2 separate regions of the Mus musculus genome follow, and region 1 is linked to region 2. The links are chromatin contacts, found by Hi-C or POLR2A ChIA-PET in ENCODE. All regions are on one chromosome and are shown on one strand. Each heading gives the region's core, a stretch centred on a gene start or an enhancer-like site at or near the end of the contact. The rest is flanking DNA. Distances are from core to core; before and after follow the strand shown. Region 1 holds the start of Pde6h (phosphodiesterase 6H, cGMP-specific, cone, gamma). Region 2 has its middle 22 kb from the start of Mgp.

What was found. A loop is a pair of places that touch in the nucleus more often than their neighbours do. ChIA-PET counts read pairs that join two places held with the same protein, here RNA polymerase II (POLR2A).
Region 1: POLR2A ChIA-PET joins it to region 2 with 16 read pairs in Patski. The contact joins the promoter of Pde6h here to the enhancer-like site in region 2. A Hi-C loop is called at or near these places in 1 of 37 maps with a recorded cell type or tissue (v-Abl transformed pro-B cells). POLR2A ChIA-PET finds 5 or more read pairs at or near these places in 2 of 5 experiments (Patski and embryonic stem cell).

The regions. Positions count from the first base shown.
Region 1 is chr6:136,952,422-136,955,858 of GRCm38, forward strand. Pde6h (phosphodiesterase 6H, cGMP-specific, cone, gamma) reads left to right here and starts at 2,102. Exons shown (of 4, transcript NM_023898.4): 1 at 2,102-2,158.
Region 2 is chr6:136,896,503-136,900,021 of GRCm38, forward strand. No RefSeq gene overlaps it. Among named protein-coding and RNA genes, the nearest start is that of Mgp, 22 kb to the left of the region's middle. Within about 2 kb of position 1,894, at least 1 of the 3 ENCODE cell types and tissues checked has a DNase peak (open chromatin) inside an H3K27ac peak, as active enhancers do.

The DNA.
Region 1 (3,437 bases), core at 852-3,351, 56 kb after region 2:
GGAGGTGTAATCAGTGTGGAGAAAGCAGGTGCCTCCGCAGACCCATGCTGAGGCATCCCTTCCCCCTGAGGGACCAGCCACACGATGGTATAGTATAGAATAGAGTTTATTCAGGGCATGGGAAGGGGAGTTGAGAGGGTAGTAGAGACAGAGAAAGGCAGAGAGAGAGAGAAGTAGAGTAGAGGCCGGCCATGAGCACATGGAGAGAGAGGCAGGAAAGGGATGGAGAGAGAGGGAGTAAGGGGCAAGAGGACCGAAGGAAAGCAAGAGAGCAAGAGAGTGGGGAGGGGACAAGCAGCCCCTTTTATAGTGAGTCAGACACACCGGCTATTGCCAGGTAACTGTGGGGCAGAGCCTAGACAAAATGCCAATATACGCTATCAGGAGTCTGGGAAGTACTGTACAAGCATGCATGCATGTGTGTATGTGTGTGAGTTTTGTTAGCACATGTGTGTTTGTGTGAGCATGCACGCCTATGAACATAGAGCCCAGAGTACTTGCTCTATCACTCTCTGCTTTATTTCCTTGCGTCAGAGTCTCTCACTGAGCCTGAAGTTGACTAGTGGCCATCAAAGCTATGTGTGCATCCTGTCTGTCCCCAGCAGTACTGTGGATACAGACACACACTCGACCACGCCCAGTTTTTCCTGGCTTTGGATATTTGCACTCAAGCCCTCATGCACGTACAGCGAGTACTTTTATCGCTTGCTCAACTCTCCAGGGTTGCTGCTCTTTGAGCAACAGCATTCTGGAACACCTACCTACTCACCTTACAGCTTTCCACGCCGCCTTTGTGAATTCATTTCAGGAAGTGAAAAAAAAAATCAAGTAATCATCTAAGCATCATGTTCCTGGAGATGCGAATGGACCTGCAGCCTCTGAGGAGGAACCCAGCCCAGGATTGAACCCTCTACTTGTTCTACATAAAAATTGTAGCGTTCAGGATGGCTCTAATGTTGGCAAAGAGCACGGGAGAGCATACAAACAACTCTTAAGCTGCTAAGCTCCTCTTGTAATCTGCTTGGGGCTGTGGGTTAAGAATCTTTCCTTGCCTTGGGAGGACAAATGGCTTTCTATCTTTGTCACCATGAGGAGTGCAGTTCTCTAGCAAGTAGAAATCTGAGGAAGGCGCACTTTAGTTCTAAGGCAAAGTGTAGAAATGGACAGAGAATCTGCATTTCCTTCCTTATCTGCATGGCTAGGAGATAGTCAAGAGACCATTGAATATCCAGGGTTTACAAGTATCCAACTTGCTCCAGATTCCAATACCAACCTTATAAGCAATTTTGAATGTGTTCCTGACTTTCTGTATGATAAAATTGTCAAAATGGTTGAGTGTCCTGTGAGCTAAGGTCTACATAAGATTTATGTAAGGCAGCACACAAATTGATACTAGTAGCTGAATGCCATGTGAGGACTGAGCCAAGAGCTGTAGTAATTAGATGACAGCCTACAGATCATAAAAATGTATGATCTAGTGATTGGTTTTCAATCACCTGTTCTAAGGTTCTGGAAATCTCTTGGCCTCATTCCCTATCAAATGTCACCGAGCTTCAATGAATAACCTTTATGTCTCATGTCTATGAGGAAGTACACACAATGCCATTTAACCAGAGATATTCTGTACTCTTACATTTTATCATTTCTGTGATCAGACTCTTTATAGTGGTAGAGGACATGAGAGTTGGCTTTCTCTAGATATGTACAGTCTTATAAGAATTATGCCTCGTGTGTGTATGTGTGTGTGTGTGTGTGTGTGTGTGTGTGTGAGAGAGAGAGAGAGAGAGAGAGAGAGAGAGAGAGAGAGAGAGAGAGAGAGAGAGAGAGAGAGAGAGAGAGAAACAAAAAGAATATTGAATCAAAACCTGAACATCTGCCCTGGGCTATCAACATTTCATGCATCTGTGAATTCAATGTGCCTTCACTGCGAGAAGATGCCCCTGTCATTTGGTAAAAGCATCCTTATCAGACAACTCCTAAGTCTGTCTCAGTCACACCCCCACCTCCCCCCACCTTCCTTGCATCTGGTTTGGTGCCCTAAGCCTATGACGCTGGGCTTAAGTGGCAGGAGGGATATATATCAGGATGCAAAGATCTTTGTGTCAGCGACTAGACAACTTACGGGAACACATTCGGCTCTGGGGGATTTTAACTCGTGGTAAGTATGAACACAATAATAACTAACTAAATGAGTTGGAGGGTTGATTGGCTGTAAAAACAACAACAACAGAACATACAAGAAGAGAACACTCTGATCTTGTGGGTCTGACCTGAGTTTAGGGGTTGAACTCAGGACAGAACACACTCAAACCTTTTCATAATGTCATGTGACAAACTGGTGCGTGGAATGCGGTTATTACCAGTTCACTGCAAACCTTGATTGCTGAAGTTGTTCACAAGGTACCGAGAAGGACCCTCCCTGTTTGTGGCTTCCTGGCAAACAGTTTTCTGGAAAAGGATGGATCTGAGGCATTAGGCAACCACAGCACAAATAGTTCTTTACTCCCGGGATGGCCTTGAGGCTGATGGGACAGTGTGAGCGTGGGGAAGAAAGCAAGCATTGGGGTGACCGCAGGGCAGCGTGGGTGACGTTGCCTTCTCCCTCTGAGGTCAAAATGTTTGTTTGCTCTATTCTGAAACAAGGTACATGCTGGATTGTCTTTTAGTGGCTTCATTTTGGCTCTTGTTTGGATCTTTAACTTGAATCTCTCTGTCTCAGAGAAACCATGGGTAACATCTATGGGCCTTACCTATCAGGGGAAGAAATGGTAGTGCCCTGTCTGGTTCCCTTTTTCACTTCATTAACCATGCGTCTGTTTATCTTTCTATTTATCTTTGCTGAGGAGGAGGTGATCTGGAGTTTTGGGGTGATGAAGGAGCATCAGAGAGCCTGTGGCAATCCCTCCCCAGTGGCTTTGTTTTTTGGTGCATTTCTCATGAAAGGTTGAGCTGTGTAATTCCACATAGCTGAGCATCGTTGCATTGGATACCCAACACATCGTGCCTTGACACAGCCCTTCTTTCTGCAGAAGAGCATTTCGTAATCTCTGAAGCAGGAAGGATGCATTAAAAAAAAAAAAGAAAAATAGGTTCTCATACAGGGATGGATTCCTTGACACTCAGAAGGACCTAAGTGTGAACTAAAGTCAAGTCTGATATTTAGTGTGGGCACATTAGACACCAGGACTGAAATGACACACACATATTCCAGAAGTCACAACCTTTGGTGATGTCTATAACCAATAGGACTCTCTTCCAAGGAAAGAAAGATTCATATTTGTCCTGATTTCCCCAAGGCTTTGCAGAGACCCAGAGGGTAAATCTGTTCCAGAAACTCCGTAAGGATCAATTGGGTTTCTCAGCTACTCTAAATTGCAGCATCCCCATCAAGCTCAGAGAGCAGAAGTCTTTCATGGAGCAAACACCAAGGGTCCACC
Region 2 (3,519 bases), core at 644-3,143:
GAATAGATGATTCAAAAGAGAAAAAGGAAGAAAGAAAGAAAGAAAGAAAGAAAGAAAGAAAGAAAGAAAGAAAGAAAGAAAGAAAGGAAGGAAGGAAGAAAGAGAAAAGAATGGAAGAAAGGAAGAAAGAAGGAAGGAAGGAAGAAAGGAAGAAAGGAAGAGGGAGAAAGAAAGAAGAGAAAGGAAGAGAAGAAAAAAGAATTATATGGTCAACAGACATATGGAGGAAAAATGCCCACCACTAACCTCAGGGAGACACGAGGCTTCCTCCCCCAGTTAGGATGGAGAGAATGACAGCTTCCAGAGGGCATAGGGATGATGGTGGAAATGGGAGCTAGTGTAGCCATGTGGGAAACAGAGTGGGGACTTCTGGGGAGATGTAAATGGCATAATTATATGGCCTAGCAATCCCGTTCCTGGGAGCAACCCCAAGGCAGAAGTGAATCAGCCTATAGGAGAGACAGCTGTATTCTGGTGTTCATTGCAGTACAACAGTACGGAGTCTACCTCAGTCCATCAGCCATTGGTTAAACAAAAAGGTACCCCATTGAAGCCAAGAGAAAGAAGCCAGACAGGAAGACAAGCCCCTCACAATCTCACACCCTCACTCACTGGTGGAATTCAAAACACAGTTGGTCTCAAGGACGTTGAGAGCAGAGGCTGAGAACACTGGAGGGACTTTGCTGGTTTTACAATCTTAGAAGCAAGGAATTCTGCTGTCTGGGGCACAGCAGGGTTAATTCCAGTGACACAAATATGTTGAGCATCTCAAAACAGCACACACCAGGAAAACAATCCACGATTAAAGTGATGGGCATGCTAATTACACATTGATTCAATTATTATTCTGTCGTTCCCCCATTATATATATCTCACATTAAATACATATGAATAATTATTGTTAATGAAAATACTCAATCTTTGAGGGTTGAGTTTATCCTTATTTTGTTTTGTTTTTATTTTCTAGACAGGGTTTCTCTGAGTAGCCCTGACTATCCTGTAATTAACTCTAGAGACCAGGCTGGCCTTGAATTTACAGAACTCTTCTTGCCTCTGTCCTCCCAGGGCTGGGATTATAGACGTGCTCCACCACCGCTCAGCATCGGTCATTGACTTGTAATGTCTATCTTGTTGTGACAGATACAGAAGTCTAGAGGTTTGGACTTGAACTTTGTGATAGCCCTTCTGAGTGCTGAGTGGAGGAAAGAACCCCAGTGGGGTCAGTTTTTTCTTGGGAAAAAACTTTATTCTTAGGAGATTTCTCTATTCCCCTGAAGTATTTCATTTTCAGACAACTGTGAACTTTAGTCTATCCTCAGAGGTTCAAACTCTCTATAGGAAAGAAAAACAGGATGCTAGTCACAAGGGGTTTTGAACATCCTTTGTTTCTGGGGTATGTCCCTTCCAGGAACATGCTCAGGAATTTGCAGAGGAACATGAGAGGCTGAGATTTAGTTCCACACACACAAAACAGCCTTTGGTGCGGCTTGGATCCAGATCTGCTCGGTGACTAAGATCTGTGGTTACTAATACACGCCCTTTCCCAAAAATGTTCCTTCTGGGATCCTATCTGATGGTTATCACAGCTTCTCATATATATTCCCCGGGTTTCAAAAAAGCACACATTTCTTTTAATTTTGGTCCTAAAACTTCTCTCTCTCTCTCTCTCTTCAGAAATTGGAAACATTGTGCTTAAACCAGACATTTTGAAAGCTAAGCACTTAGTGAATTCACTTTTTCAAAATGACCACACTAAGAAAGCAAATTGTGATTAAAATGAGCTGGGGATGTCAGTTTTCAAAGGGTAGCTTTAGTAAATCAACATTTTAGCACATGGTCTGGCCAGCTTGGATCTGTCTGGATGGGATGGATGTACTGTCAGCCGTTTTTTGACAGTTACCAGCTGGATCAGAGAGAGCAACACTTCCCGACCTCCTAACTCCCACTTTGTACATCAGCAACACCTCACTGGCGTTTCTTCTTGCATTTCACAATCATGTAGGCATCTTGCCACAAACCAGCGTGCCCTTCAGAAACACCTCCCACTTCTATTGCTGACTGATGGCCCCTTTCCCTCTCCAGCTCTGCTGTATCATTAGTGGTGCTCACAAAAGGCTTGTGAGGTTAAAGACTGGGTCAATTCTAGGGAGGCTTCACATGGGAGGGATTAGATCACAAGCATCAATTTCTCATTTTCACCGTGATGTGTTGTGAAAGTGTGGTAGAGTATTTGTTACACGCATCACACGGGTAGTCTCTTTGGAACCAACATGATTTTAATGGCCATAGAAATGTCAGGAAAAGCCAGAACCTTTTATGAACTGTTCAACATGCATCTATTTTCTGTTAGAGCCTTCCATCCCTAACTACTCTTCTCTGTGCTTAGCCATGATGTTATCACTCACCAGGACCTTTTCTCCATTAAAACTGTGAAGGCTAAAGTTATGTTTTAAGTTAAAATTGCTGTGCTTAAGAAATCTATAAAACAACAACAACAACAAAAAAATGCCTCCAACCTGTGAACCCCACAGGTAACAGAATGCTGGGGGCTGTTGTTCAGGTAAGATAAGTCACATGTCTTCATTTCTGTAAACAAGCTTGGTTGCCCCAACTGCACAGGAAGTGCTCGACCACACATAGGCAGAAAGCATGTCAGGATGTATGCTTGCCTCCGTTGGATGAAGGAGGGAAGTGAGTAGCCATGGGGTACTTTCTAAGCATCTGTCTAACAATTCTCAGTCATTCTCTAGGAATTCAGGATATGGTCTGTCCAGTATTTAATAAAGCTTGATTCAAATTTGGCTCAAAAATTGTGGTATTGAACTTATTTTTACCCAGTGGGATTTACAGTACATCCTAGGGAGAGGAGATAGAGAAAGGCAGAAACAGGAACAGGAAGTTGTTACTGGCAACACTAAATCATGAGTGTTTATCTAGTTGGTATAAATCAGCACCATTGTTCTGTCTACAGCCAAATCTAACACCAGTGTTTGCTAACTTGCAATTTGCTGTTCATGTTTCTGCTTTTCTCTTTATGATCTGTTGTCATGATCAGAATATATGGCTACTAGTCTACATACTTTAGAAATTCAGAGTGCTTCTCAAAATCCAGGTGATGGAGGAGAGAAGGGAGTGAGTCATCCGGACGCCATCTTGGATCTCATTTATTTCCTCATGTATCTTCCCTCCTGGTAGCCGCTCAGTAAATGCTTGAAGTGGTGAGTGGGGCCTCCATTCTGCCGTTAGAAGTTTGCTCTAGGGCTGGAGAGATGGCTCAGCGGTTAAGAACACTGGCTGCTCTCCCAAAGGTCTTGAGTTCAATTCCCAGCAGCCACATGGTGGCTCACAACTGTCTGTATTGGAATCTGATGCCCTCTTCTGGTGTGTCAGAAGACAGCTACAGCATGCTCGTGTATATACTATAAAAAGTTTGCTCTCTTTCTTTCCTGCTTGTTTCTTTGCTTTTGGGGATAGGTCCCATGGTGCCTTATGGGCCCCAGATTGGCCTGGTGCTCCACA